Linked DNA regions of Mus musculus: region 1 is linked to region 2. Evidence: chromatin loops called from intact Hi-C (ENCODE). Cell type or tissue: left cerebral cortex. All regions are shown on one strand. Each heading gives the region's core, and the rest is flanking DNA. Links, peaks and the distances in the headings are about the cores only. Region 1 holds the start of Smndc1 (survival motor neuron domain containing 1). Region 2 holds the start of Dusp5 (dual specificity phosphatase 5).

The links. Peaks named below come from ENCODE experiments on the same cell type or tissue, not always from the same donor. Only the 100,000 strongest peaks of a DNase experiment are listed, where the experiment ranks them.
Region 1: a loop joins it to region 2, with 2.6 times the contacts of the local background. A loop is called at or near these places in 5 of 42 quality-filtered maps.

The regions. Positions count from the first base shown.
Region 1 is chr19:53,385,418-53,401,505 of GRCm38, forward strand. Smndc1 (survival motor neuron domain containing 1) reads right to left here and starts at 5,217. Exons shown (of 6, transcript NM_172429.3): 1 at 4,999-5,217; 2 at 3,886-4,005. The coding sequence starts at 4,005. In left cerebral cortex, for the core only: a CTCF peak has its summit at 9,367 (motif pointing right); DNase peaks (open chromatin) are centred at 5,300 and 9,340; H3K4me3 peaks cover 1,275 bases; H3K27ac peaks cover 1,020 bases.
Region 2 is chr19:53,522,402-53,538,489 of GRCm38, forward strand. Dusp5 (dual specificity phosphatase 5) reads left to right here and starts at 6,744. Exons shown (of 4, transcript NM_001085390.2): 1 at 6,744-7,295; 2 at 11,425-11,573; 3 at 15,056-15,275. The coding sequence starts at 6,917. In left cerebral cortex, for the core only: a CTCF peak has its summit at 6,923 (motif pointing right); DNase peaks (open chromatin) are centred at 5,166, 6,649, 7,413, 7,866 and 4 more places; H3K4me3 peaks cover 4,229 bases; H3K27ac peaks cover 3,028 bases.

The DNA.
Region 1 (16,088 bases), core at 5,094-13,093, 140 kb before region 2:
TCCCACAATGTTGCATTTAAAACATCTTATTCTATGCTTGGGGACAAATATAGCAAAATTAAATTCTTAGTTTCTTCTGGCACACACTGGGGTTTTCTAATGGTTGTTTTGGTTCAGTAGCCAAGAAAAGTTAAATATTACCTCTCCTAAAGATTCTAAATCTTCCTGGCTACTTTTGAAAAACTAGTATTTGTACCTTAAAAATAAATAAATAAATAAATAAATAAATACCTGAAGAAGGGTCAGCTTTGTGAATCAAACAGAAAACAAACTAGACTTGAGTTGAAAATTTAATTTAAAAAAAATCTCTAAGTTTAGCCAAGTAGACACCATTTCCCCCTTTTCTAAGTCATAGGAGCTATGCATAGCTTTCTATCATCAGTTCTGCAACACTGAAGACTGAACCGGGGTCTGTGCAAACCAGCAATGCCCGATACTGTCACACCTACAGCCCTCAAATATCAAATTAGACAATTCTATGTAAATAAAGCAGGAGAGTTTCCTACAATATAATATTTTAACCAATTTTGTTCTGTTAACTACCTTCAGAGCAAGGAATACAAGCTGATGGGCCTCGATCAGGAGCCCAGTCTTTTTCACTAAATATCTGCATCTCCTCCCAGGGACCACATATTTAACACAAATATGCAGTCTGATTTACCTTTTCCTATATGACAGAATATTTCCCCACCACATTCATAACAAAACACATTCAAAGAAAAGAGTCCTGAAAAGCTGTGCATAATTTTTCAAAGCCCTGTGCCAGGGTGGCCCTTCTTGTAAACAACAAGATCCAGAGAATTTTCTCCTGATGTCCTATAACTAACTGTCATCTTACATGTCCCTCCCAGTAATTTATGAAGAACCTTCTTAATTTTTATCTTCACATGTGTATATGGAGCAAAGTATTTAGAAGAACTACTTTACGTATGAGGGGGTTCTTGAAGGTACATACCATTAATTACTTTTCCTCCCCCAAGTTCTGAAACTGCTCCTTCATTGACAGATGGGCAGCAGTTACAGTAATCGGCAATTCCAGGAAGCATCAGATGTTGTGATCTACATATCAGCAGGTCAAAGGGGGTGCACTCAAGCACTCTGCTTACTGAAGGAAGGCGTTTCGGGGATGCAGAGAGCCACTGTAATATATGAGACAAGTGACTTGACCCCTGCCTCCTTTAGAACCAGTTTATTCAGCAATACAGCCCAATAAATTGACTATTTTTGTGATTACTATAGACTGCCCAGGGAACTAATGAGCTAGGTAGCCTGATTTTACTATACCTACTTTCCTTCCTAAGTCAAAAAGAAAAAGGAAAAAAAAAAAACAAGCAGTTAGGACTTTAAAAGATTAATTTGTTGCCTAATTTATTATTCTGTATGAAAGACAGAAACATTGAAACCTTACTGGGAAAATAAACATAAGGTATAGAAGCCATTATGATGATACCCCCTTTAAAAAAAATGCAGAATCCACAAGCTGAATAATCAATCTAATCAGACAGGATTTAAATACTAGTGGCATTTTTATATATGTACACCTCCATCTCCCCTACAGGGGCGAGCAGGTGGGTGGGAGGTGAGACCCACACTGATACAGAAGTCACTGTTCTAAATGCAAACACCTAGGGTCAGGAGCACACATTCAACACCTTCTGTAGTTTTACCTCATCATAAGAAGTGATTTCCATCTCCCAATAGTTTTAAGTTCAAGCCATACCTTGTAATCAAAACCAAACTTCTCATAAAAGAGTAAGAGTAAACCATAAGGAAGACTGGCCAATTAAAGTACTCTATCCTGCCACTACTTAAGGTGCTGTGAGTACTGAAGCCTGTATCTGCACTGTCCAATATGTAATCAACTCTAGTTACTTAAAACAAAAAACTTAAACATCAGCTGCTCAGGTACCCTGACACTGGTAATTTTAATTACCTAGTGTCTGCTTACTGTGGCTAGCGCCTGTGGCGTGAAGAGCAAACCCAGATGGTGTTCACCGTGGCAGAAGCAAGCTCTACCACACACTGCTGTTCTAACTGGCTATACAAGAGACTTTGTAAACAATGACTTCAAAGTCATTACTGGTCTGCTTTTTTTATTGAAACCAGGTCTCAGTGTCCCCTTGGCTGGCCTGGAAGTCTAAGTAGCCCAGGTTGGCCTCAAACACATAGAGATTTGCCTACTACCTCCACCTGATTTGCGTTTTTGTGTTTTGTTGACTTTATTTTTCAGTGCTGGGAATTGAATTATAGGGCCTTGTGTATGCTAAGTAGTTTTACCTCCGGCCTCCAGATCATTATTAACTGAGGCCCAGGTAAGCCTTTTAGGTAAAAACTGTCTACCATAAGGGTTTCTCCCTATCATACTTTCAATTATAGATTACATATCAAGATAGCTAACTCCATACTCCACAGATAATTTACGCTGGAAATGTTTAGAAAGACCTGATAGTAATATTGTTTGAAACTAGGCTCCCAACTCCCCCTCTACCATTTCTACAGAGACCTCTCATCCCACTCCCAGGAAGCACAGACAGCTTTTTTTTCTTCTTCAAAGAAAACAAACTTGAAGTCGGCAGAGGTAGATGAGGTTAGTGTGTTTCTGTCACTTCACCTTCATGTCCACTCATGGTCCAGGTGAACAAATCAAATGAGCAGGCAGGAAACAAACACTGGGTTATTGCTTATGGTTTACAGAAGATCTGGGTGTGGGAGAAAGTTTCCTAACCCTCTCTAATGAATGGCACATGCACTCCATAGGCTGAAGAACAGTATTAGTCAAAGTAAAATTATCCTTCATTATTTTGTTTTTAACATATACTTTATTGTAAGTCTAGAACCCAAGTTTGAAAATGTCCAACTCATTTTAAATTACAGGTAAGATCTTTCAGAATCCCAAAAGCATTAAGCCCAAAAATAAAAGTTGGAAATGCTTGTGTTTGTGTGTCCGTGTCCTTTTTGAAACAAGGTCTTACTCTATAGCCCTGGATGGCCTGGCACTCAAGAGCTCTGCCTAGCTCTGCGTCCTGAGGGCTGGGATTAGAGGCGTGCATATACAGCAGGCAACATCTAATGTATTAATGGTCATCAGGAAGATAAAGAGAATGACTGTTTAGATGGGATATAGAATAAGCAAGAAATCATCAAAACACCCTGAAAACTGCTGAAGTATGGGTTCAGAACTTGAAGGACATTCTTAGGAACAAAGTTTCCATGTAAGATATTTACAAGTTATCCATGGTACTTTTCTTAACCTGGTGTTCTGAGAAGCAACAGGTATGTAAATTTGTCCTGAAACCCCAGTTCATGTCCTTAGATGTTTTGTTCTTCCTAAACTTGGCATGAAAAAGCTAATCTCTTTTGCACTATTTCAACTTCACTCAACAACTACAAAGCCCAGCCTTAAAGTCAAATACCTATAACATCCATACAGAATGTTATTCCCTAACACATTCTCACGATGTGGTTTTAATAAAAGTATAGACCCCATTAGCTTTGAAAAATAAGGCTGAATTTAATCTTCAGATAATTTTGTGTCATAAGAAGGATCTTAGTCAGATTGTATATTCCTCCCTTAATAGTGTTACCTTTTGAACTAAGTTTCCTTGTCAAGTCTTTTAAAACAAAAGCTTATTCCGTTGCAACGCCTCTTCTCATGAAATCCTGTAAGTACACACAGGATTTACAAAACCGAGTGTTTTGTTCCTTCTGATGTACACCAAGAGGAGCTAATGTGAGAAGCCTCAGTACCTGTGTACAAACAAGCATATACACGTGGGAGCGCCTTCCTCAGATGCTTTGCGTGCCTACGAGTCTTGAATGCATACTTTGAAAAAGACAAATCCTCTTCTCAAACAACCTCAACTCCAAGTGTCCACCTGTACTTACTTGCAAATCCTTCTTCAGTTTCAATAGATCTTCATTTTCTCCATTTCCAGAAAGGGCAGCTTCTACTTGCTGGAGTTGAGCTTTGTAGCTAGCCAACTGTTTTGCTAGATCCTCTGACATCTGAGGAAAATAAAGGCCCATAAGGCAAGTCAAATATCAAATTACAAAAAAACAACAACAAAAAAAAAACTTCCTCTGACCTGTCTAATTTAAATCACTCTTGCTACAAAATTCAAGTTCCGTTCATCACCATTTTAACTTTATTCATATTTAACTAATCCACAAACTTCAAGGCAATTAAATTCTAAAGACTGCAGATACGGCTGGTCAATTCTACACAGAAAGAGTTCCCCCGGAAAAATCATGCTATTAAAAAAGAAAAAAAAAAAAAAACCCTGCTTCTTCTTTAAGTATCATATATCATAGGAAGACAGTGTATGTCAATAAAGACTGCGACATACTTTTCAAAAGCTGAGAAAGTCAAAAATCAAGAGAAATTAAAATTCGCACGGACGGGTTCTTCCCCCCAGTCAGAGGAAGCGGTTTTCGGTTAACTACACCTTCGGCGTTTCCTCGCCTTTCTCTCCGGTGGAGGGAACCGCTCGGAGCGCTCACTCTTCCTTCACACGGAGGTCATCCTAGAAACCCGCCTCTCGCCCAACGCAGCTCGGCGTCGCCAGGGGTCCAGAAGCCCCTCTGGGCGGCCGCGGGGCAAACATACGGGTCCTCGGGGGACACCTCCGGGACATTCCGGCCCACCGGAAGCCTGGAACCCCGGCCGAGTCTTCCCGTCCGCGCGCGGGCTTCCCCGAGCCCGCTGGAGCCCCGGTCCACCATCTCCCACCAGGGAACGCAGACCTCCGCGTCCATGGAAACCGCCGAGCCCCGCACCCTCACAGAGGCTTCCCCCAGACGGCCACGTTCGCCGCCTCGTCCCGGAAGCCCCCACGCAGGCCGGGGCCGTCCACTGGGGGGTGCGAGAGCCGCTGCCTCCCCACACTGCCCTGGCCGGGCCCAGCTCTGACGCCGGCGCCCTCGCTTCCGGCCTCCGCCTCCACCTCCACTCCAGCCCGAGGCCCGAGGAGGCCTGACTCTCCCTCAGGGGCTCGTTACCTTGGGTGGGGCTGGGGTCGGGACGGCGGGCAGGGGTCGGGGAGGCGAGGCGAGGCGAGCGGCGTCAGGGGCGGCTGCAGCCGGGAAAGATTTTCCGCCGCGACGAGCCTCGGTCGGAAAAGGAGAAAGTCCGCCAGCGAGGGGGAGGGGAGAGAAGCCGGCCTCGGGCAGGAGGAGAGAGAGACAAGGCGAGCGAGATCTCGCGAGACCTACGGACTCTCGTGGAAAAGATGGCGCCCGGGTCACATGACCCTCGCCGCCCTCTCAGCAGCCTGCGATTGCAGCCTCGGAAGGCGGAGCGGGTGTGGTCTGATGGGCAGGAAGTGACGTGTCTGGGCCGCGCCGGGGGCAGAGGGCATGTTCGTTTTACGTCAGTTCCGCCTCGTGCTGGGAGCGGCAGCGAGTGGTTCTCTGTGGTGGGTGTTGTCCTCCGGTTCCCTGCGGCGTAAACTCGCGAGCCTTTCTGCCCAGCCCTGATGAGATTTAGTACCGGGAACGGGCTGGGAGTGATGGCGGGTGCCTTGTGTCCCACAGGGAGGCAGATGGCGGCGGCGGATCTGAGTCTGAGCCCGCATAGCGAGTTCCAGGCCAGCCAAGGCTACAGAGCGAGACCTTGAAGTCAAGAGAAGGGAAGTTTTTTGTTGTTTAGAAAATAAATATAGCCAATAAAGATAGAGTGATAGAAGTGGAACGGTGACCATTTGAGGTGCTTAGGCATCACCCATGGTAGGTAAAAGCCATGTGATGTAAGAAAATAGAGAAAGGTAGGATGTTTAGAGTCAAAGCTGGCAATCGCTCACCCAGCGATCAACTTCAGCATCACTAGTTGTGAGACAACCTTACTTTATGCATGTTTATGACCGAGTGACAGTCAACATGAAGTGACTGTCACCTCTGAGGAAGTATAATCAAAGCCCTTTTGAGTTTAAAGGAAATAATAAGCATAACGTGTTGAATGTCCGTGAGGAAAGAAACACCCATCCAGAATGTGCGATTTTTTTTTGACTTAAATAATTCAAGAGTAATGTAATTTTAATGAGAAATACCTCCCTTCGTCTTGGCCATTTGGAGTAGTTTAGAGGTGTTCCCTGCCTTGTGCAGATTGGAGAGGTTAAAGACACACACACCACTTAAATTTGAGCTCTCGGCGCTGTATGTGCAGTTTGATGCCGGCTCACAACAAAATACTTCAGCCATCATGTCCTTGGCCTGCTGCTGCCCCTGCCCGGCCATTATAGACTCACTCCGGAGCCATAAGCTAAAATAAAATCGTTAAGCTGCCTTGGTCATGGTGTTTTATCACAGCAACAAAGAAGGAAGCAATGCTATTAAAAGGAGTAAGGACTGTTTTGGATTAGAAGATTAAAAAGATGGGTATGGTGGTGCCTGTGTGTAGTCTCTGTTGTGCCAGGAAATGTTCATGAGCCCCCCCCCAAAAAAAAAACCACCAGGGAGCTGATTCTGATGCAATTGAACTAGGTTCTTTTGTTCAAGCTCGAGCTTGGGCCTCACCACCCTCTCTGATGCAAGAGAACTGGGGGCCGGGGGTGCAAACGCAGGGTTGTAGATTTGTTAGGAAATAACCTGGAAACTGGTGTTGGATGTAGGTTTTGTTGTGAGGTAACCTGGAAACTGGTGTTAGGCACAGGACTTGTTGGGGGGAGGGGGGGGCGTAGCCTGGAAACTGGTGCTAGATACTGGCCTGTTAGTTTACTTGAGTTTAACCTTAGGTCAGGTTCTCTAAGATGGAGTCCGAACCCTGAAGGTTTGGTCTCAAGTACACCAGAGGCAGAGGGAGGAAAATCAACTGAAATTTAAAAAGTGCCTGGACTAGTGTACTCCAGGCCTTCCAGGTCTAATAGCAAGTGCCTATCTCAAGATCCAAACAAGCAAAAGGAGAAATGATAATGAAGTATGTAAATGTTGATTGGATCTTTGTATTAGTCAGACTTCTCTAGAGTCACAGAACTCTATGAAATAAGGAAATTTGTTATGACAACTTACAGTCTGGAGTCCAGCTCCCCAACAATGGTCAGCTGTAAATGGAAGTCCAAGGATCTAGTAGTTGCTCAGACCCACAAGGCTAGTAGATTCCAATAGATGTGCTGGCAAGTAAATGCAAGCAGATATTGAATTTAATGGAGAACGTGTAACAGTTCATGGTACAAATCTCTTAATTCCCTGTAATTTCATTTTGATAATTTTCAAAATGAAAATATGGAGAAATTACTTATAGCCTTGCAAAATAGATTTCGAATGGTTTCATGCCTGTGTGCATGTGTATGCACATGTATGTGTGTGCATGTGTCCCAAAAGACCACCAAGGAGCCGACTCCAATGCAGTTGCACTAGGGTCTCTCATTCAAGCTCCAGTTCTGGCTCACTCACTGCAGACCCTGTCACAGTAGGACCAGAGGGTGAAGCAGCCTTAAGCCCTCAGTGGGACAAGGTTTTATAGGAAATGTCGAGCAAGTGAGAGGGGTTACAGCCTGCCAAGCATCTCACTGAATAACTATTGTAAGCTGACAGGTGGGTGCTCTGAAGCAAAACCATGAACAATCACAGAGGGTCTGAAAGTACATCGCAAACAATCAGACTAATCTTGACTGGCTGTTGCTAGGAAGTAGCTAGGGAGTAACTCTGGGGTACGGGCCAAGGACAAGCCGTGGGGTCCTTCCTGGTACTTGGGTGTGGCTTAGGTTCAGCTGTAAGTCAAGCACTCAGGCTCTTTCTGCTTTAAGATGGAGTAGGTTTGCCCCTCCCATGTGTCCCTGTGCACACGTGTTGGCAACGATGGGAGGAGACTGGAGGAAAATGCTGGGCGATTGCTTAGTAAGTACAGACAGAAGGTGAGAGTACAAATACATATGTGGTCCTCAGAAACAGAGGACAGCAGAAGGGTGGGCCAGACCGCAGGGAAGATGTGGGGAAGGCAGTGGGCACTCGGAGCCCTTTGAAGGCTAGGTAGAAAAGTGTGAGTACTTAGTAGAAGGAATTATTTAGGATGGTTTCAGATTTTTTTTTTAGCCTTTATTTTATATGTACAAGTGTTCTGCCTGCAAGTGTCTGCACCACATAAATGCAGTGCTCATGGATGCCGAAAGGGCATAGGACCTTCTGGGACTGGAATTACAGATGGTTGTAGGCCATCTTGTGAGTGCTGGGAATCAAAGCCTGGTACTGCAGGAGAGCAATCGGTACTCCTAACCACCTCCTTAAAATGGTCTTTAAAAGTGGAGTTACTAGTGCTGGAGAAATGGCTTAGTCTGCAGTTAAGAGCACTGGCTGGTATTCCAGAGGACCCAGGTTCAATTCCCAGCAACCACATGGCAGCTCACACCTGTAACTCCAATTTCAGGGGACCTCATACTCTCACACTGACATACATGCAAATAAAACACTAGTGCACATAAAGCCAAATAAAAGAAAAGGAAGTGGATTTACTGTGCTCCTTTGCAGCACAGCTCCTGAGGGAATCCTCTTACCTGGAATGAACTACAATCCAGAAATGGAGGGCACACTTATGATCCAGGTCTTAAGGCTGAAGGATACAGGCTTTTGACCCAGATCTTGAGGAACAGTGACCATGAAAAGCTTAGGCCCAGGCAGGGTGGTACACACCTTTAATCCCAGGAGACAAAGGCAAGCAGCAGAACTAAGCAGCTTCAGCCATGCAGCCCTGTCTTTTGAGTCAAGGGGCTAAGGTCATAAAATGCTGATTCATGGGCCAATCAAAAGGGAACCTGGAGTAAATGATTGGATTGAGATGCAATTCTTAAGAAAGTAGCTTATGTAAAATAAGAGACTGGGCTTTAGTGTGCAAGAGAGAGCTATCTCCAAAGAGAATCAGCTTGCATCCATGGCACACTCCAAGTCATTTCTTCCACAGCTCCCAAACATCCCTTCCTCAGGACCCTCTCTCCCAAGCTGAGGCTGGTCCTCAGTATCTCTGGTCAGGGGGTGGGGGTCACTACCAGAGGGACTGTATTAAAGGGTCACAGCATTAGGAAGGCTGAGATCCACTGTACTAAGCAGTCTCTCGAGATAATAGCAAGACCTTAGCAACGCCTATATTTTCAAAAATCAAAATGAGCTTTACAGTTTCACACATTCAAGACCAGTAGCTCTTTTTTTTTTTTTTTTGGTTTTTCGAGACAGGGTTTCTCTGTGTAGCTTGGCTGTCCTGGAACTCACTCTGTAGACCAGGCTGGCCTCGAACTCAGAAATCCGCCTATCTCTGACTCCCAAGTGCTGGGATTAAAGGCGTGTGCCACCACGCCCGGCTTGACCAGTAGCTCTTAACTTGATGTGGCCATATTTAGACATTTTACTGAAAACAATTACTAGATGCATTAATATTCAAAACTTCCACTAGGTGGCAGTCAGGATCCAGGCTTCATCTGATGCCTGATTTTTTTTTTTTTTTTTTTTTTTTCTTTTTTTAAATGATGGCAAAAGTGTAGAAACTTTGCCAAAGGGAAGTTTGGGGGAAGTTGGAGGAAGGAAAAAATAAATGCGCATACTAACCATGGCTAGTACTAATAAAAAGTGAGTAACCAAATAAATGCAGGATTACACACGTCTACAGTCAGCCCTGACTGCAGTTTATTACAGATTACAGATTGTTGTTGTGATCTTTCAATGTGCTTGATGAATTCTTTCATTAAACCATTGTGGTGGTGTGAGTATGCCTGGCCCAGAGAATGGCACTATTAGAAGGTGTGGCCCTGTTGGAGTAGGTGTGTCACTGTGGGTGTGGGCTTTAAAACCCTCATCCTAGCTGCCTGGAAGGGAGTCCCCTCATAGCAGCCTTCAGATGAAGATATAGAACTCTCAGCTCCGCCTGCACCATGCCTGCCTGGACCCTGCCATGTTCCCACCTTGATGATAATGGACTGAATCTCTGAACCTGTAAGCCGACCCAAACTAAATGTAGTTTCTTTGGTCGTGGTATCTATTCACAGCAGTAAAACCCTAACTAAGACAACCATTAAACCTTCAGACCACCATATATGGTTCACAACTTTGGCTTGTTAAAATATACACAGGACACGTGGCTTACTTTGAGACCCTAATACATTTATTTAATAGATACTTTCATAGTACCAGTCTCATCTTCTGTAACCACTGCTCCTGAGAGGTTCTCTGTGGTCCTGATGGGGTTTTTCACTCAGAGTTCTGTTTCAGGTCATTGGAGAGTGAGCCCTGGAGGGTGAGGGGTGACAGTTGCTCTGGGAGCGCTAAGCAATTCCATAGAAGGACCTCTAGCTCTGGGGTAGCCCTCATCCACTCCTAATCCATCAGCCAGATCAGCCAGTTAATGGACTGCTCCTGTGAAGAGCCAGTGCTCCTGCTGCTAGGAAACTCAAGCCATTTACTCTGAAGACAAATGTGGGCAGTAGACCATAGTCGCCACAGGAAGCAAGACAGCCTCTGATGTAAGTTTTGTCACAGAGGAAACACGTTAGAACCGGTGAAAGCTTGACGTGATGGTTTGAATGCTCTGCCCAGGCAGTGGCACCATTAGAAGGTGTGGCCTTGTTGGAGTAGGTGTATCACTGTGGGTGCAGGCTTTAAGACCCTCATCCTAGCTGCCTGGAAGTCAGTATTCTACTAGCAGCCTTCAGATGAAGATGTAGAACTCTCGGCTACTCCTGAACCATGCCTACCTGGATGCTGCCATGCTCCCACCTTGATGATACTGGACTGAACCTGTAAGTCAGGCCCAATTAAATGTTGTCTTTATAAGAAGAGCTCTTGGTCATGCTGTCTGTTTACAGCAGTAAAGCCCTAAGACACTTGGGCTGGAGGGATGGCCCAGCAGTCAAGTGTCATATCTCTCTTGGAGAGGACCTGAGTTCAGTTCCCTTGTACCCATGTTGGGCAGCTCACAAGCATCTATAATTCCCTGATGTTCTCTTATGGCCTACTCAAGCACCTGCACCTGAGGGCACATGCCCCCACTCATATGAGTAAAGAAACATCTTTAAAAAAAAAAAAGAAGTTGTGAGAGACACCCCCCTTCCATCATGTTTTCCTGGGGTTAAAGTTAAAAAAGAATGCAACCGAGCCAGGAAGCTGTGTGTGTTGTGAGTGCCTGGTGGTCTTTAGGTTGGTTCATAGGAAGCCATGTTCATTTGCCATCTTTCCTCGTGACTTATAAAATAACCAGGGTCAAGTCACTTTCCTTCTGTGTGTCACACATGGTAGAAGAATATGAAAATGTCACATTCCCCTGTACTCTCATCTAATAAGTTGATGTAAATCAACTAACTGCCCTTAGCAGTCTATAAGCAACAGATGCAACAGCTATGGATGGACTTTTGTTGTTTCTGATGTTAGTGATGATCTATTTTTTTCTTTTGTGTATTGTTCTTGGATAGCTCTATTGTTATTTTAAATATTACTATCATGTAATAAATTCTATTTGAAGACATTATAGGCTACAAAATGTAGTAATTTTCTTAAATTAATAAACCCTGATGGTGGGTTTACTACCTGCCTCAATGGTTTATGTTCCCAAATGAAAGGCACACACACACACACACACACACACACGCAGCCTTTTTTTTTTGGTTTTTTTTGAGACAGGGTTTCTCCGTATAGCCCTGGCTGTCCTGGAACTCACTTTGTAGACCAGGCTGGCCTCAAACTCAGAAATCCGCCTGCCTCTGCCTCCCAAGTGCTGGGATTAAAGGCGTGCGTTACCACACCCAGCCTTTATATTTTAATATACTTTAAACAACACAGTAGCTGGGCTACAGCCTAACCTCCACTACCTCCCACTGATAATTCCGAGCTCCTTCACATGGGGGTTACGCCTCTCTGTTCTCCACTCTTCTCAGGCATGGTACACTCCCAGCATAGCTGATCTCCCTTCTCCTTCCTCCTCCTTCCCCCAGGCCCCATGCTGGGGAAGCCTAAAATCCCCTGTCTGTCCTCTGTTGGCTGGTGGCATGTTTATCAGAACCAACTGTAGGCAGGTTTCCAGAAGCTACATGCAAACATCTTAGGGGGGAACATAATTGGCATTAGAATACAAGCAGCTACAATAAAGCATTACAAATAATATATAATATTTTAACACAGTTTTATTATATAGACCAAGCTAGTCTTGAATATTTGGTCCTCGTCTCCCAAGTGCTAGGATTATAGGCATGGGCTACCACATATGACCACCCGGATCTCTATTTTATTATCAAAGACACACACGTCGCCATTCTCAGCTACTAGAGCACAGCACACAGATGGAGTCTTTAATCCTAGCATAGAGTCCTCCTCTCCCTAGTAGAGCACGTCAGCAGAGAGAAGGTAGCTTCAACGAGCCTGTATTTCCTCAGTCATGTTTCCTCGCTACCACCCCTAAGATTGTGATTCTTAAGTTTATAGAAAGCTTTTTTGTCTTCCCTAATGGATCCAGTCCATAGACAATTACTCATCCCTACACCCATCTCTTTCCTCGGAGTTTCTAGAACAGCACAACATGGCTTTTGTTATTCCTCTGCTAGTAAGTTCCAGTAAGGCAGAATTTCACACATGAAATCCTATCTCATCCCTCCCTCCCCCACCTCTCACTGACCCCATCTGCTCCCAGGTGTAGGCATCTGATGTGAAAGGGGAACTCTGGCTGTGGCTGACACATTTGTTCTTCCTTTTGCTTTACACAAAGAAGGGTGGCCACTGTACAGAGAGTTTCGGTAGCTGTTCTTCCCCTCTGGCACGAATCTAAAGTTGAGCAGATTCATCCTAGAAAATCCGGAAAAGATATGATTCTGTTTTGAATGCCCCCACCAAAACTTACGTTGAAGTTTAATTTCCATTGGAAGTTGTAAAGAATTGGACAAGATCAACCTTAGTAGGTGGTGATTAGGCCTTGAGGTTTCTACCTTCATGAACTAATGAAGTTATAAATTATCGCTCCACTTGGTCTGTAGAAGCCAGTTTGACCCTCTCTGCTGGACGGGCCCTTCTCATTACATGATGTCCTGTTTCACGTCAGGATTCTGCAAAGTCCCATCAACAAGAAGACCAGCACCTGACTCAGGCCCTTGAAATTGAACTTCCGTACCCTCCAGAATCACAAACTTAATGAACTGTCAACCTTTGTAAACTACCCAGACTATATTAATGAGTTAAGTAGCAGCAAAAAACCAGACTGAGATAATGACTACATTGAACTCTCATTAACATGTACAACTGGAGATGTCAATAAAAAGTTCTTAAAGAGGGTGGGTACAATGGTTCAGTACATACATGTGCCTAACATGTTTAAGAAGAAAAGAGCCCAGCAGTGGTGCCACCTGCCTTTAATCCCAGCACTTGGGAGGCAGAGACAGAGACAGGCAGATCTCTGTGAGTTTGAGGGTAGCCTGGTCTACAAAACGAATTCTAGGACAGCCAGGGCTACACAAAGAAGCCCTGTCTCAAGGAAAAGAAGAAGAAGGAGGAGGAGGAGGAGGAGGAGGAGGAGGAGGAGGAGGAGGAGGAAGAAGAAGAAGAAGAAGAAGAAGAAGAAGAAGAAGAAGAAGAAGAAGAAGAGAAGAAGAAAAAGAAGAAGAAGAAGAAGAAGAAGAAGAAGAAGAAGAAGAAGAAGAAGAAGAAGAAGAAAAGAAGAAGAAGAAGAAGAAGAAGAAGAAGAAGAAATATTTCACTGAAATTCTCATTGTTATTTACCTAAAACAAGTGAGTTCTAAATAAGGCCATTTCCCTAGATTGTAGAAAAAGACACCTTCCAGCAGATACTCCCCTGCCAGAGGCATGCCGTATGTATTACGTTGGAAACCCTGTCTCTTCTCCAGGGCTTGTGACTTGGAGGACAGTAGGTTCCTGTTGATCCAGAGCTGGTCTAAAGGACATAGACAGTATCAGCCATATGTAGCAGCCCTGACCGTGCATGAAACAGAAGGCTGAGCCTTCTTCTTCATTGCCGCTCAGAGTCAAAGACTGAGCTCTTCCTGTGAGATTACCACTTCCACTCTTGCCTCTCCTTAGTCTATTCTCTCGGCTTCAGCCAGCCTTTCCTTCAGCCTCTGACCCTGTGTCTCTGTTGACTGCTTGTGTCATATCCTGCTGTGGTCTGGTTTCTTCTGCAACATCACCAAAATAAATATCATACCCAAAGTCACCAACCAAATCACTAACTCTCCAGGGCCACTATAGTTTCTTCCTCAGCCCGTCTTCTGAATATTTTACATCTTCCCTATGGATTGTGGTGTCTGTGACATTAATTTTCCCTAGACCTTTGGTTGTGTGGCTTCTGTCCATATTATAAGATCTTGTTCCTTCCCCAACAGGATCTCTCTCTCTCTGTCTCCATCTCTATCTCTGTCTCTGTCTCTCTCTCTCTGTGTCTCTCTGTCTCTGTCTCTGTCTCTCTCTTCAACTCCATTCCCCTTCGTCTTAGACAAGATCTCACTATGTATCCATAGCCTGGAACTTGCTATCTAGACCAGGGTGGCCTAGCCTTGGTGATGCTGACAATAAGGGTGTGCACCACTACGTCCAGCTCTTCTCCCTCTTCATTCAAGTAACTTCGATGATCATTTAATTTAAAAGATATTTATTGCACACCTGCTCCAAGCTCTGTTCTCTTCTCAGGACTGGGGTACAGCACTGAAAAGGCCACATCTCAGAGAGCTTACGCTTTGGGGGGGGGGGGGGAGAAATGGAAGCAGACCTGTAATTGATCGCAAATCAATGTGATAGAGAAAGGCGAGGGTAAACAGGGAGGTTGTGGAGAAGGAGACAATGGATTATATTCATTTTATAGCAAACAGTCATGGAAGAAATCATCTAAAAAAAACAACTGAGGGTGAAACCTGGGTAAGAATTATGGGCCATGTGAAGGGCCAACTGTGCAGAAGGGCCAGCCAGGAGCAGAGCTGGGAGGTACAACTGCTGGTTTCTGATATGCCACGTTAGAAAGGCCTGTGTGCAAATGGAAATGTCAAGACACATGAAGAAGATGATTGACAGGCATACATAGGTAGATATAGTTATAGACAGTCAGACAGACAAACAGACAGACACCTGAAGAAGAGCAGGTTTGCTGGAAGCGGGGAGTAGGGGAGAGACAATCCGAGGATCAGCCCAATCCTGGCTTATTAAGCATATGGAGACCCCTAGAGGCCAATTAGAAATATGAAGTATGTACTTGAATTTATTCAACAAATATTTATTGGGAACCCGGAGTCACATGTTTGTTAACAGCAGAGTGACCCATATTGGTTTAACTCGTCACCGATGACACTGATGAACTCTGGGAGAAAACAATCCAAAGAAACCCAAGAATAAGCCGACAAGACACAGTGAGTTGACGCTTGAGGTGAAAGGTCGAATCAGGTCTGGAGCAAAAATAGCTGCTGAGGTCTGGGCAGGCAGACAGGTAGACAGGCAAGCAGATGAATAGCCACATCAGCAGCAGGAGACGGAGCTGAGCCAAAGCTTCGGAAACAGATGGGGAGTCATTGGTCCTTGAGGCACACACCAGGTATATTATAGGTTGGTGTGGAATCGGCCACTGCAGGGTTAAGCGTCTCTCTGTCACTTGGCGGGGGCCCAGGTGAGAGAGTTACATCCTTTCCTCAGTCTGTTGTGTCCGTTAAGTTTCCTAATATGATTTTAGATGCTCACGGTGTGCTTATGAGTCAGTTCATCTGGTGACTTCCTTTCTCTTCCCAGGAACGAGCTTTCCAGAATCCAGTAGAGTGTAACAGAAAAACTGTAGTCTATATGTTAGTCATTGCGAAGATTGTAGCGATCACAATCCCAAATCACTGGACAGTCACAGACAGAAAACTGCACCACAGACATGGCCGAGAGAAAGGGAAACCAATGGAGACTGACTTTAGATGACACACAAGTTGAAGTCAGAATGGTCTTAAAATGACTACAGCAACTCTACTCAAGAGCACAAACAAATTATATTCGTGACTGAACAAGGGGAGCGTAGCAGATGCTCAGAAACTTTTTTTATTAAGTCGCAGGGTGAGACAATACGTTTTTTTAAAGTTTAGTTTGATTTGATGTGCTATGGTGTTTTGCCCGCATATATATCAGTGTGAGGGTGTCAGGTCTTGGCGTTACAGACA
Region 2 (16,088 bases), core at 3,161-11,160:
TTCCAGATTAGTGCATAGGATTAAAATCCTGGAGCGTGCCTTTAAATACAGGGCTGTATGGAGCAACAAGCTATGCTGGTGCAGCCAGTCCTTGTGGCATGACAGAGGAGGGCAGGTCAGAAGACAGACCTACAAAGCAGCCGCAGGTCCTGGGAAGAAAAGAAATAATGTACCAAGAACTTAGTGCCTTGCTTCCTAGGCCACCCTCTGCTTACCAGACACCCCTCACAGGAGGGGGCCACGACAAGCTCTAACTTGTTAGTGTGTCTATGCCTCCCTCATTCCCGACCTTCCGTCCTTCCCTAACCCTGAAGCTGCAGGATCTGCAGTGGCACTACCATTCACTCGATTATTGATTAAAAACTTGGATGTCACCCTCCCATGAGGTCCTGCTCCCCTTGTGTCTCCATCACATCCCTGTGTGTCTCCATCACGTCCCTGTGTCTCCATCACATCCCTGTGTCTCCATCACATCCTTGTGTCTCCATCACATCCTTGTGTCTCCATCACATCCTTGTGTCTCCATCACATCCTTGTGTCTCCATCACATCCTTGTGTGTCTCCATCACATCCCTGTGTGTCTCCATCACACCCCTGTGTGTCTCCATCACATCCCTGTGTCTCCATCACATCCCTGTGTCTCCATCACATCCTTGTGTCTCCATCACATCCCTGTGTCTCCATCACATCTCTGTGTCTCCATCACATCCCTGTGTGTCTCCATCACACCCCTGTGTGTCTCCATCACATCCTTGTGTCTCCATCACATCTCTGTGTCTCCATCACATCCCTGTGTGTCTCCATCACATCTCTGTGTCTCCATCACATCCCTGTGTCTCCATCACATCCCTGTGTCTCCATCACATCCCTGTGTCTCCATCACATCCCTGTGTGTCTCCATCACATCCCTGTGTGTCTCCATCACATCCCTCGTGTGTCTCCATCACATCCCTGTGTCTCCATCACATCCCTGTGTCTCCATCACATCCCTGTGTCTCCATCACATCCCTGTGTCTCCATCACATCCCTGTGTCTCCATCACATCCCTGTGTCTCCATCACATCCCTGTGTCTCCATCACATCCCTGTGTCTCCATCACATCCCTGTGTGTCTCCATCACATCCCTGTGTGTCTCCATCACATCCCTGTGTTTCCATCACATTCCTGTGTCTCCATCACATCCCTCGTGTGTCTCCATCACATCCGTGTGTCTCCATCACATCCCTCGTGTGTCTCCATCACATCCGTGTGTCTCCATCACATCCCTGTGTCTCCATCACATCCCTGTGTCTCCATCACATCCCTCGTGTCTCCATCACATCCCTGTGTCTCCATCACATCCCTGTGTCTCCATCACATCCCTGTGTTTCCATCACATCCTTGTGTGTCTCCATCACATCCCTGTGTCTCCATCACATCCTTGTGTGTCTCCATCACATCCCTGTGTGTCTCCATCACACCCCTGTGTGTCTCCATCACATCCCTGTGTCTCCATCACATCCTTGTGTGTCTCCATCACATCCCTGTGTTTCCATCACATCCTTGTGTGTCTCCATCACATCCCTGTGTCTCCATCACATCCCTGTGTCTCCATCACATCCCTGTGTGTCTCCATCACATCCCTGTGTGTCTCCATCACATCCCTGTGTGTCTCCATCACATCCCTGTGTTTCCATCACATCCTTGTGTGTCTCCATCACATCCCTGTGTCTCCATCACATCCTTGTGTGTCTCCATCACATCCCTGTGTGTCTCCATCACATCCCTCGTGTGTCTCCATCACATCCGTGTGTCTCCATCACATCCCTGTGTCTCCATCACATCCTTGTGTGTCTCCATCACATCCCTGTGTTTCCATCACATCCTTGTGTGTCTCCATCACATCCCTGTGTCTCCATCACATCCCTGTGTCTCCATCACATCCCTGTGTGTCTCCATCACATCCCTGTGTGTCTCCATCACATCCCTGTGTGTCTCCATCACATCCCTGTGTTTCCATCACATCCTTGTGTGTCTCCATCACATCCCTGTGTCTCCATCACATCCTTGTGTGTCTCCATCACATCCCTGTGTGTCTCCATCACATCCCTCGTGTGTCTCCATCACATCCGTGTGTCTCCATCACATCCCTGTGTCTCCATCACATCCTTGTGTGTCTCCATCACATCCCTGTGTTTCCATCACATCCTTGTGTGTCTCCATCACATCCCTGTGTCTCCATCACATCCCTGTGTGTCTCCATCACATCCCTGTGTGTCTCCATCACACCCCTGTGTGTCTCCATCACATCCCTGTGTCTCCATCACATCCTTGTGTGTCTCCATCACATCCCTGTGTTTCCATCACATCCTTGTGTGTCTCCATCACATCCCTGTGTCTCCATCACATCCCTGTGTCTCCATCACATCCCTGTGTGTCTCCATCACATCCCTGTGTGTCTCCATCACATCCCTGTGTGTCTCCATCACATCCCTGTGTGTCTCCATCACATCCCTGTGTTTCCATCACATCCTTGTGTGTCTCCATCACATCCCTGTGTCTCCATCACATCCTTGTGTCTCCATCACATCCCTGTGTGTCTCCATCACATCCCTCGTGTGTCTCCATCACATCCGTGTGTCTCCATCACATCCCTGTGTCTCCATCACATCCCTGTGTCTCCATCACATCCCTCGTGTCTCCATCACATCCCTGTGTGTCTCCATCACACCCCTGTGTGTCTCCATCACATCCCTGTGTCTCCATCACATCCTTGTGTGTCTCCATCACATCCCTGTGTTTCCATCACATCCTTGTGTGTCTCCATCACATCCCTGTGTCTCCATCACATCCCTGTGTCTCCATCACATCCCTGTGTGTCTCCATCACATCCCTGTGTGTCTCCATCACATCCCTGTGTGTCTCCATCACATCCCTGTGTGTCTCCATCACATCCCTGTGTTTCCATCACATCCTTGTGTGTCTCCATCACATCCCTGTGTCTCCATCACATCCTTGTGTCTCCATCACATCCCTGTGTGTCTCCATCACATCCCTCGTGTGTCTCCATCACATCCGTGTGTCTCCATCACATCCCTGTGTCTCCATCACATCCCTGTGTCTCCATCACATCCCTCGTGTCTCCATCACATCCCTGTGTGTCTCCATCACACCCCTGTGTGTCTCCATCACATCCCTGTGTCTCCATCACATCCTTGTGTGTCTCCATCACATCCCTGTGTGTCTCCATCACATCCCTGTGTCTCCATCACATCCTTGTGTGTCTCCATCACATCCCTGTGTGTCTCCATCACATCCCTGTGTTTCCATCACATCCCTGTGTCTCCATCACATCCCTGTGTCTCCATCACATCCCTGTGTGTCTCCATCACATCCCTGTGTGTCTCCATCACATCCCTGTGTCTCCATCACATCCCTGTGTGTCTCCATCACATCCTTGTGTGTCTCCATCACATCCCTGTGTCTCCATCACATCCTTGTGTCTCCATCACATCTCTGTGTCTCCATCACATCCCTGTGTGTCTCCATCACATCCCTGTGTCTCCATCACGTCCCTGTGTCTCCATCACATCCCTGTGTGTCTCCATCACATCCCTGTGTGTCTCCATCACATCCCTGTGTGTCTCCATCACGTCCCTGTGTCTCCATCACATCCCTGTGTGTCTCCATCACATCCCTGTGTGTCTCCATCACATCCCTGTGTCTCCATCACATCCCTGTGTGTCTCCATCACATCCCTGTGTCTCCATCACATCCCTGTGTCTCCATCACATCCGTGTGTCTCCATCACATCCGTGTGTCTCCATCACATCCCTGTGTCTCCATCACATCCCTGTGTCTCCATCACATCCCTGTGTCTCCATCACATCCCTGTGTCTCCATCACATCCCTGTGTCTCCATCACATCCCTGTGTCTCCATCACATCCCTGTGTCTCCATCACATCCCTGTGTCTCCATCACATCCCTGTGTCTCCATCACATCCCTGTGTCTCCATCACATCCCTGTGTCTCCATCACATCCCTGTGTCTCCATCACATCCCTGTGTCTCCATCACATCCCTTTGTCTCCATCACATCCATGTGTCTCCATCACATCCCTGTGTCTCCATCACATCCCTGTGTCTCCATCACATCCCTGTGTCTCCATCACATCCCCTTGGACCTTTTCTTTCTAAATCTTCTCCCATTCACGTGACTTCTTTCCAGCTGTAACCACTGCCTGCCAAGTTCAAGCAAGTCTTTACCGGCTCAGGCCTGGATTATCCATGAAAACTTGCTGTCCCTGTCCCTGACCTCAGTCTGGATCCCACTCCCACTCTCAGATAAAGCCTCCATCCTCCACAGAGCCACTTCCCTGATGACCTCAAATGGTAATTCAACCAGGTCACTAGGACCCAGTGCATAAGGTCCAAATGTCTCAAATTCTCTTTAGTTTTTAAGAATGGGACACATTTTCATTGGCTCCAGTGGGAAAAGACAAATGGGTTGGGCAGTGTGTAGCCTGAGACATCAGGCCTCGTGGGACAAGGTGACAGGATATTTTCTTTGTTGTAGCTTCCAGGTATGTAATTCATGCCTCTTGAAGGAGGGCAATCCAGATTGGCTGGTGTGCAATTCTAGGACCTTAGTGTGAGCCACCGTGAGCTGAACTTTCAGGGGAGCAATCTCTGCTGTGTAGATTGGGGCAGTCTGGTCCTAGGTGAGGGTCTCAGGGTTACTAGGCTGTGCCTCTATGGTACCATTCCAACCTGGCCTAACCTGCATCATGATTTCAGGGCAGCCTGCAGCTCTCTAGGAAGAAGGTGCCACCCAGAATGTTTCATGGGCTGTGGGGATGGTGGGTGAAGCCTCAGACGCTGAGTTTGATCTGTAGGTCCCTCATGGTGGAAGGAAAGAAAGGGTCCCTTGTAAACTGACCTCTGACCCCCCCCCCCCCACACACACACACATGCAAACTGACAAAGTAAATAAACAGAAGCACAATGAAGTGAAGACAAAACCATGGGTTTGCAGAAGTGTTAATTTCTCTCTTCTGAGGGGGAGTCTTTCAAACACCTCCAGGCATAACAGGCTGGGTTGTTTCCTTCACAGCAAGTGGTTTCTACTCATTCTTGGAAGTTTGTCTCAGCTCTCATCGGCTGAGAAACTTTCTCCACTTCCACCACAGCCCACACACCATGGGTGTGCAGACACAGACACTTACAGAGGCCCGAGATGGGACCAGGCCTCCTCCCTGGGCTGGGGCTGATGGATTGGAGTCCTGCTTCCAGCCGTGTTACCAAGCGTCTAACACAAGACTGGCTGGTGCCGGTGCTGGGTATTCTTCGTGAGGCTTGAGATGAAAGACGTGGGTGGAGCCTGCTAGCTACAGCTTTGGTGTTTTTTTGTTTGTTTGTTTGTTTTGTGTGGGGGGTGGGGTGGGTGCGGGCGTCTATATTGCTTAGATTGGCCTCGGGTTTTTGATATTTTTTTCTCAGTCTCAAAGATGCTAAAATTACAGGCCAGCCACTGAATACTCAGGACAGAGTATACAGTGATTGAATCGATTGCTTGAATGAAGATATGACCCAGAAGCAATGCCAGCCATTATTGTTGCTGGGCTGATTGATTGGATAGCAGAATGTGATTTCTGCTTTCTCCTTAAAAAAAAAAATCTCATCCACTTATGGGGGCTGTAAATGGATGCAAGGGTTTGGTTTGTTTTGTTTTCCATGAAAAGATAACAGTGAAATAGTTGGCAAAGGATTTGTAGGCAGAACGCATTTGCATCCCACGTGCCCTGACAGCTAGCAGAGCCCTCAGTAAATACTTGCAGAGGGGACAAATCACACTTAATTTTCCGGGAATGGGGGCAGGCAGCATGAAGCTCCCGAGAGAATAGCGGGGGCAGACAGCCTGGGATTACATTTTATCCACCATAATCCCACAAATCCAGAAGCCACCCGGACAACAGTTTAACTGGACTGAGCCTTACAGCTCCCCACAAGCTGCCCAGAACCACAGAGCTCCCGAGTCGGTGTATTGTTCGGGGGTGGGGGTGGGGCTTTTTGTTTTGTTTTGTTCTTTGAGGCAGGGTCTCACTATGAAGCTCGGGTGGTACATTGGAGAGAGCAATCTTTGGAGAGAGCCAAAAGGGGACTGTCAATCATCCGAAGTAGAATCCACTTGACGTCTCCGGCTCACCCATTCACAACTCCTCCTTTTTACTCTCAGGAACTTTTATTACGGAAAATTAAAAGGTAACAAAAGTGGGGGTAACGTGTTAGAAAGAAGCCCCCAGTATCAAGATGACCAAGCCACGCCGCATCTCGGCTCATCTCAGAGGCTAAATCTCCTTGCAAACGCAGACACAACCGGGAGCGACCGGAATCCGGGATTCACCGGGAGGCCCCAGGGGCTCCGTAGCGCGGCCACGGTCACCTCCTCTTCCCGCACGGCGTGGGTCACCTCGGCCTGGTGGCGTTCCTGACACTCCACCGGTAGTCCGGGGTGATGCGTGAGTGAGTCTCTCGGCGCCGGGCCCCCCGAGAGAGGGAGCGATCGCCCGCCACTTCCTCTTTCTCGCTCTAAGACGCCCTCTCTCCAGCCTGCTCCTTGGGTGGAGGCGGGTGCCCGCAAGCTCCACCCATGGGCGTGGTCAGCCAGGGGGCGGGGAAATACCCATATTTGGCCTTATATGGGCACTCACGTCACAGGACGCGCACTCATTCACATAAAACGCTGCGCTGCCGGCGGAATCCCCAGCTTTCTGGGGCAGCGAGCGGCGGGGCCGGGAGCCCAGCGAGCGGGGCGTGGAGAGCGTCGCGCGGCCCCTCGCGCCGGGCTCCGTTTGCAGGCCACAGCCCCCGCGAGGTGGCCCGCCCGTCCTCTGGCAGCTGTGGGGCGCGCAGCGTCGGGCCGCTGGGTGGCAGCGGCATGAAGGTCACGTCGCTCGACGGGCGCCAGCTGCGCAAGATGCTCCGCAAGGAGGCGGAGGCGCGCTGCGTGGTGCTCGACTGCCGGCCCTACCTGGCCTTCGCCGCGTCGAGCGTGCGCGGCTCGCTCAACGTCAACCTCAACTCGGTGGTGCTGCGGCGGGCCCGGGGCGGCGCGGTGTCGGCGCGCTACGTGCTGCCCGACGAGGCGGCCCGCGCTCGGCTGCTGCAGGAGGGCGGCGGCGGTGTGGCGGCGGTGGTCGTGCTGGACCAGGGTAGCCGCCACTGGCAGAAGCTGCGGGAGGAGAGCGCCGCGCGCGTCGTGCTCACCTCGCTGCTGGCCTGCCTGCCCGCCGGCCCGCGGGTCTACTTCCTTAAAGGTGAGTTCGTCCGGGAGCAGACTGCCCTTTGCCACCCTCCCTTGCTCCCCTGCACCCTGTGTTACCAGGCCCCAGGGTTACCTCCCTGCATGGGAACTCTGGACCGGAGAAAGTCACCACTTGCGGGAGTATGCACCCCGGGGTTTGACGTGCGCTTGGGAGGTCCTTGCAACACGTCAGCGCCCAGGGCTTCCTTCTCCCCACCCGCCTTTCCTCGAAAGCGTCTGGCATCCTGTCTGTCCTCTGGGTTGGGTGGGCTGGGAAGGTGCTGCGGGCGGTGCTCCCTAATAGTTCCGGGGGCCCAGAGCTCATGCTGGTCATTGGCGCCGTTGGCAGGCCACGGGGGTCGGAACCTTTCTGTACAGATCAGCGCGATCAAACAAGTTGAGACCCTCCCCCAGGAGAGTGGCGCCGCGGTGTCCCCTTTCTTCCCGCCTAGACAATTAGAGCACGTTAGGCTGTGTCTTGGTGGGCCTCTTGCCTTTTTGACCCTGGCAAGTCCCTCCCCTTCCTCTCCCTTTATTGCTTTTTATTGTTATCCTCCAGCCTCCTCCTCCTCCTCTCCCCAAATAGGCCGTTCTCAAGCTTAATTTGGGAACTGACAGCTTTCCCACCCCTTTCATCCTGTCATCCCCAGCAGGGGATTATCCTCAGAGACTACCAACCGGCCAACCTAGTTAAGAGAGGTGCTGCAGAGGCTGCAAAGATTCAGAGGAGATTCTGAGGCCTTTGATTTTAGGCCTCCGAGAGCTGCCTGCAGGCCCGACTTATTTCACCTGCTGTCGAGATAACTTTGGCTTCCGGTTGTGGGTGTGTGATTACTCTCAAACCCCACATCATTGATTTCTGGGTCATTTCCTGTGACTGCTCCTGCCTTCTAACCTCAAAAGTATGGGAACACTGGCCTGGGTGCAGGGGAGAGAGCTCTCAGATAGGGCCCCAAAACTCTGATGACTTGTCCAGGAACTCTGTTACGGTTCAGAATTCAGGTGCAGTGAGCTGAAGACCCAGTGTCAAAGCCATGCAAGTTGGAATTTCACACACTGTAGGCCAGGAAGATCCCAAGGCAAGTGGGTAGCTTCCCAGCTAATTAACACCTCTTGCTAACTGTTCCTTGTTGATCCCATTGGGAGATAACAGGTGGATGTTGCTGCAGCCCAGCTGCAGAATCTGCAAGGGTGGGTGGCCTTTTCTAAGCTCTGCAGCGGTCTCTCTCTCACTGTTAAAAAAATGAGGTAACATGTGTCCAGGTGACAATCTGAATAGCCCCAAGGGTGTTTAAGGAGATGTGTGTCTTCAGCCCACCCTAAAACCTAGTTCCTCCCCAGAAGCAACACCAATGAATTCTTCTTGGATAGTGTCTCCCATGGATGGCTTTTAAAAACAGATTGAGCCCATGTCATACCAGATCCTGCCTCTTTTCTTGGAGATCTTGGAGACATCCGTGTTGCTGCATGGTAGTGCCTTCGTCATAACCACTAGGCTGCTTCCAGTCTGGCTGTGTGAAAAGCCGTTACGGAGAGGGTAGATGTCCTTGCCGGTTGCTCTGGCATTGTGGGGTCTTGTCCTTCATTCAGACCGTGAAAGCTTAAGCGTGAAAGAGATATGCCTATGGTATTTGATAGATATTGCTGCCCTTATGACACCACTGAAGTTCAAACTGTGACAAAGAGTCCCTTTCTCTTAAATAGAGCACCCCAGATGTGCATTCGGCTCTGATTTAGTGGCGCTGGGTGTTGGTGCCAGGCCCCTTATACTTCCTACAGTTCCGTCTCCCACTGAAAGGAGATGCTGAAGACCAGTTAGGTGGCTGGGGCTTGCTTCTATAGAGTGCCTGTGCGCTGGCTCTCTGTTCCTTTGGCAACACAGTGATGATTGAAAGTAGACTCACTCTGGAGAAGGTTGAAGCGGCCTGAGGAATTGCTAGCACTCTTGCAATCCGAGTGAGGCACAAGTGAGCCAGCAGAGAGGAATGCTCTGTCTCCACACCTCCGATGGGAGTGGGCGGAAGGCAGAGACCTAATCTCCTGACCCCAGCCTGAAGAGGCAAGCCCTGTGTGCTCTGCCCGTTTCGTGTTAGGTTGTAAGCAACACCTCTTTCTGCCCCTCCTGCCCGCCATCTCTAAATGGTCTGTTTAAAGCCCAGAGACGAGGCAGCCCTATAAGGCCTCTCTTCCTTTAGTTTGGTAGTGCTTGGGCTAGTTTTTCTCCAAATGCCTACAAACCTCTTATTTTGTTTCCTGGAACCCAAACTGTTGAACACAGGTCTAACCCTATGATTTATTGACTAGGAAATAGTCCATTCCCCCCAAGGATATGTGGATTAGCATCAGTCTGTAAGGGGCTGCATTTGGCCTCACCTCTACTCCCAGACCCCTTCTAGCCAGGCTCCCTGTCTTCATGGCAGAGAACATGACCGTGTGTGGAAGACCAGAAATTTCTCCAGGGAGCCAGGGAGCTGTCTGTCTGGTGACCACAGAGGCCATTGGGGAGTACTAAGTGGGGACAGGGGCGGCAGAAGCTGAAAAGAAGCCAGAATGACAAGGTGACTCATCCCAGGAATTGGCTGCAGCTCCGGGGAGGGAGCTGGAGGCTGCCATGTAATCCCGTAACCGTTTGCTGACTGCAGGAGTAAGCCCTCCACTGTTGGGCAGTCAGTACCAAAAGATGGAAACGAGAAATGAAGGTTTTAGAAAGGACTTTGTCTCAGGATGTGTGCTTAACTAGTAACATGACAGCAAGTGAGTCCTTGGGGCCAGTGAAAGACAAGTAGGTTTTCTGGGGCCTCTCTGAAGTACCTCAGGTTGCTCTCTATAAGAACAGAAGGTTCCTAAGCAAGGATGTCCAGTCCACCTCTAAGGCCTTGGCTTTCTAAGGCCTCTGGGGCAGAGTTGTTGTCTTTTCCCTGCTGGTCCTGGGACTCTGATGTGGATACATTTCTGTTACCTAGTCATTTTCTTTTTCTTTTTCTTGAGGCAATCTTCAACTCCTCTTCTTCCTCCTCCTCTTCCACCTCTGCAGCAACCTCCAGCTGCTAAAATGATAGGCATATGCTCCCATCCCCTTAACCCTTAAGTGAGCCGTCCATTGGGGGAGTTGAAATACAATACCGGCATCCTTGCATGTCCAGAAGTCTGCATTTCCCATTTGGTTTCGAATGTACTAACTTGATTTATGACCACATCGGAACTGTAGAAGAATATGTCAGTGACTTTAGGACCTTTCCAGTGAGAGAGGGCAAGCGCTGTCACGAGTGGGAGAGGATACAGCTGCAGTTTTGCTTAGAGCAAACAGGCTAGGGGAAAAGCCAGTTATGGAGTCTTAGAAATCAAAGAAAATTTGCATAATCACACTTTTGTTTACATAAACAAGAGAGGAAAAAAACAGCTTTTGTTTTTTGAAAGGATATGGTTAATATTTACCAGATGCCAGATAAGCCACTTCTGATAGACACAAAACATTAATCATTGCCTCTCTTTGAGAGACCTTTAAAAACTGATTGATTGATTGATTGATTGATGATTGATTGATTGATTGATGATTGATTGATTGATTGAGGGGTATGTGCACCATGAATGCACAGGAACCCCAGAAAAGGTCAGAATAGGTGTTGAACACACGCACACCCCAGCCTGAATTCCACGTGTGAGATGCCTTCTAGGTGCTTTGAACGGAACCTGGGTTCTGTGCAAGAGATGTAAGTGTCCTCAACGGCTGAGCCATCTCTCTAGCCCCTAATGACAGACTTTTAGAACTGTGTGTTGGGGTAGGGGGTATGTGAGTAAAGTATATTTTTTAATTCTGAAAGTAGTGGTTTTGTTCAGTTTTCTTAAAATTACACTTATTTATTGACTGTGCGTGTGTCACAGATAATCTGCAGGATTGGTCTCTCTGGTCTCTCCCTCCCTCATGTGGTTCTCGGGAGGAGTCAGGTCGTCAGGCCTTGGGCCTTTGCCCTCTGAGCCATCTCACCTGCCCTGGTATTATTATTATTAAGTCATATTATTACTTTAGGGCGTTTGTCACTGTTTTTTATCTCATGCAGCGGGGTGGGGGAATATTTCCTGACAGTCTGAGAATCTAGTGCTTTTGCCTGGCTCACACTTTGTTTATCCCTTTATTTCTGAAGGGGGGTATGAGACCTTCTACTCACAGTATCCTGAGTGCTGTGTGGATGTGAAGCCCACCTCACAAGAGAAGATCGAAGGCGAGAGAAGCCTCCTCAGCCAGTGTGGAAAGCCCGTTCTCAGCGTCGCCTACAGACCAGCCTATGACCAGGTATGTGCTTGCCAGCTGCTGCCTCTGTCCCTCCCGCAGCATCCCCACTCAGGCTGGCTCTGTGCGATAAGGGGGCTAACACTGCTCTTCAGAGTGCTGCTGTCGCTTGCCAACAGGGGTGCTCATCCAAGAGTAAGTGGGCATTCTTCCTGCACATACACAGCTAACTAAAGTCCCTGGGCCCCAGGATGCTGGGTAGCTTCTGGAGAAAAGAGGAAGTAAGAGATAGCATTATTATTATTATTCGCTGGCTTGGGAGGTTCGGGGAAACTGGGAAATATCGGTTTGGGTTTCCCTGAAGACATTCAGAGCTGACTTTCAGGTTTCCTGTGGTTGTTTTGTTTTATTTTTGTTTTAAGATGAGTTTTATTTTATGCACATGAGTATTTGCCTGCATGTATATATGTGCATCACGTGCCTGCCTGCGGAAGTCAGAAACGAGAGTTACAGGGGGTTGTGATTTGCTGTGTGATACCGGGAATCCAACCTAGGCCCAGGTCCTCTGGAAGAACAAGTGCCCCTAGCTGCCATCCCTCCAGCCCCATTCTCAATGGTTTTTTTTTTTAGGGGTGGGGGGGTGGAGGTGGAGATAGGCTTGCTACATAGCCCAGGCTACCCTTGACTTAAAAGATTCTCCTTCCAAAGTCTAGGGTTCTAGGCTTGTGCCACCATACCTGGCTGCCTCCTGCAGCTTTCCAGTACTTTCCGTAGATTCTGGTACCAGAGGAAGCGGAGATACTAAGAGGCCTGGATGTTTCTGTAAGCATACGAGGTCTTTTGGTTTTTCCTCTAAAAAACCAAAAGTTGTACTTTGTACAACTCACTGACCGTTAGGAACTTAGATGCCTGTAAAATGAGGGGAGGGGAGGGGAAGACAGGTGAACATCCAGGCCTGATAGAAACCAGAGCTTGGGCAGCCCTCCAACCCCCTGCCATCTCACTGAGGGCAAAGTATTAATTAGGGGATGACTGTCAGTATAAGGCCAGTGTGCAAAGACTCCAGCTGCTGGTTCAAGGCCACCCTGGGCTCATGGCTGTTCTTCAACTCTCTCTTCTTATTCCATTCCCGTTGGCTTAGACATCTGACTTGGTAGGAGGTTGACAGGCTTTCCCCAAAAACAAAGAACATACACAGTAAAGCCTGACAAAGAGCCTTCTAGACATGGCTGAAAACAGCAGCTCCCTGCCATGGGCAGAACCCAGCCCCTGGGGACAGAGTTCTAAATAAAAACAGGTGGCCTTGTTTCTGGTGGGATCCTCGGTCATTGGAAGCCTCTTAGCCTGGCCAGCTGCCAGAGTCATGGGGTTCTATTTGTTTTCTTTTATGAAAGATCAGCTTGCGGGATGAGCCTGAAGCCACAGCATTCGTCCCGGCTGGATGCCTGCGTGTGTTTGTTTTGTTGTTGTTGTTGTTGTTTTAATTTGGGTTGTGTTTGACCCCTTTCTCAGAAACTGACAGAGGAGTAGGCCTAGCAGCAGGTTGTGAAAACTCTGTAGACCTTTAACCCACTGAGGGTGGGGTGCTCTGATAATGTCTTCAGCCCTCACCACGGGAACCCCAGTACATCAAGAGAGGCCAGACGAAGCTGTCACATCCTCTGGGTTTTCTGACAGTCTTTGGTGTCTTCCTCTTGAGTTGAACAGAAGACTCAGAAAAGGAAAGACCTAGAACTTCAGGACTGTGATGGGCCAAGCTGCAGGGGAAGTTGGAAGGCAGCCCAGGCTGGTGCATCAGCCTTTTCCGGGAGCTCAAAGGAGTGTCCAGCCTGCTTCTTTGGTAGCTGTTGGTGCCACGGGGCATGGGGGGTGGGTGTCGGGTGGGGCTATAGCCGATGAAAGGCTTGGACTTGAGTCTCTGAGCTCTTTCCCAATAAGAACCATTTTTTTCCAGTTTCTAAGCAGTAGGGAACTTGGGCTAGGCTAGGCTAGGCTAGGCTGGACCAGGCGGGCCCAGGGGATAGCCTGCCCTCCGGCCAAGACCAGACCTGTGGGGATTCCTAGACTTCAGTATCCGCCCGGTGTCCTCCTTCCCCAGGAGAGACGCTGTGTTCTATTTATCCATTCTTCACCTGAATGAACAGAACAGCTGCACAATACACAAGTTAATAGTGCAGCCAGGATCTCAGTTGTGTCTTAGCAGTTATCCTAAGAGGACAGACATTGTTCGCAGTTTAGGGGCTATCAAAGCTGCCCACGCTCCTATTGGCTGAGAAGCTAGGACTTCACCCAGAGCTTCTCTCTCAGACGTTGGTTCCTAACCTTTGCCCCACACTGCCTCTGGAAGGCCTGCCCTGTGTGATTTGAAAGGGGAAGGGTGCACGTGAACTTACATCTAGAGAAAGGCAAGAAAAAAAAAAAGGAAAATATTTTCTTCCTGTTCTTACTGACAGACTGGATAGCTAAGCCTGGTACACACCCATGATACCAGCTGCAAGTTCAAAGACAGCCTGGCTCCACACAGAGGACATGTCTCAGGGAGGGGGAGAGCAGAAGTATGTGCGTTGTGTGTCTGTGTGTGTGTGTCCGTGCAAGTTCTTATTAACCTTACACACAGTCTCTGTTACTTTTGTCTGTGTGGTTCAAGTTGCTTTTGCGTGAACACTTCCAGTGCTGGTTAGGTGGCCTGCTGCCGCCCTCCCTCGCTTCATCCCTGACCTTTTCCTTACTACCAGTCTGGCTGAGAATTTCCATTGCACTCTTTTTGGGGGACAGGAAATGGGGGGTTCCAACAAGTCAGTGGCCTCCTCTTGGCACCTTAGAGCCCTTAGATATGCAGATTCCGTCTCATTAGCCAGGGCTCCTGTTAGTCTCAGGTCTCAGGTAGATGGTCTTGGGCCCTCTGTCTGGAGCTTCAGGCATCTGGGTGAGGGTGATGACCTCAGCCCTCTAACTCCTACACTCCATGTGAAGGTCGGGGGTGGGGAAGCCCCTCTGCCTGTGGTCTAACCGCTTTTCTGAGACTGAATTCTGGGTAGGTAGTGGTTATTTTCAGTTCTAAGAATCATACTTTTGTGGGGGAGAGTACACAAGTTAGAACGCTGTAAAAGAGGATACTCTGTCCAAGCCTTGTCTGTTTGATGAGTGGATTACTTAAGAAGCTGCCGTGGAGGTTCAGTGGTTTGAGCTGGTTCTCTCTCTCAGGGGAGTATGGATTTAAACAAGGGCCCTTTCGGTCCACACGTCTTCCCATCCATGTTAGCATCAGAAGGCTGCTAGAAATTCTAACCTCCCCTGTGTGTGCAAAAAATGGAACTCTGGTCCTTGTGAGTTTTGCTGTCACTGAGTCATGAGGGTAGAGAGTGCCAGGGTGCAGGTACCACCCACACCCTTGGCTGAATTTCCCTGGCTCCAAACTCTCTACCTGGAAACCAGAAAGGGAACCTCCCACCTTAAGAAACAAATAGGTCAGGGTGGTTGTTTTTCTTCTTCCGAATGAGCAAGCTAATCGGATCTTTCCTGGTTGTCCTTTGTCCCTGCTCTAGGGTGGCCCGGTTGAAATCCTTCCCTTCCTCTACCTTGGAAGTGCCTACCACGCATCCAAGTGCGAGTTCCTCGCCAACCTGCACATCACAGCCCTGCTGAATGTTTCCCGCCGGACCTCCGAGGCCTGCACCACCCACCTACACTACAAGTGGATCCCCGTGGAGGACAGCCACACTGCTGACATTAGCTCCCACTTTCAAGAAGCAATAGATTTTATTGGTAGGTTCAGCAACCTCCCCCAGCCCCACCTCCATTGTTTTGAGAACCTCCTTGGAGTGGAATATATATTTTTACCTTTTGGTATCTTAGTTTGGTTACCTTCTTGGAAAGGAAGGAACCTGTTGTTTTGGTGGACAGCAACTTCTGCAGCCCTAGGTAGCCTCAGGTTTGCTCTGCAATCAAGAGTGACTTTGAGACCTGATCTTCGTCCGCCTCTCAAGTGGTGGGACCAGGAATCTACCACCATGCCCAGCTTAGGGAAAGTGTCTTCTATGTGCAGCCTGTAGAGTTGGGGCCACAAACAGGAGTGGCCATGAGAGGTCTGCGTTCCTGTTATTAGGAGTTCTAGTGTACCGATAAATGAATTCATTTTGCTTTATAGCAATACTTTGGAGCTCTTGTTTTTGGGCAGGAGCAGGGTGCATCCCTGTGTGATGTTCTAGGAGGAAGGCAGAGGGAGAGCCTCCTGCTACGTAGGTTAGGCTATTTTTAAAGCAGACAGGATGGAGGGAGCACTCCTTATGCACCAGTCCTCGAGGGCCCGGCAGCTTTCCGCAGTTCTGGGAAACAGATTTGGAGGCAGTATTTTCAGCTAACTCCGGATTAAAGATAGCACTGAGTCAAGCCCCATGCCTCGTACACAGAATATCCGGCACCTTTTTGCATCATTCCGGCGTTCCTCTGAGGCAGTTGTCATCTGTCAAGCCTGAGGCCTGGCCTCTAGTTGGATGCAGCGTGGGCTCTCAGGTGTCCTGCTACTCACAGTCCGGATCTCTTTCTTCCCCGCATTGTGTTTAGCCTGACCTGTCTGCT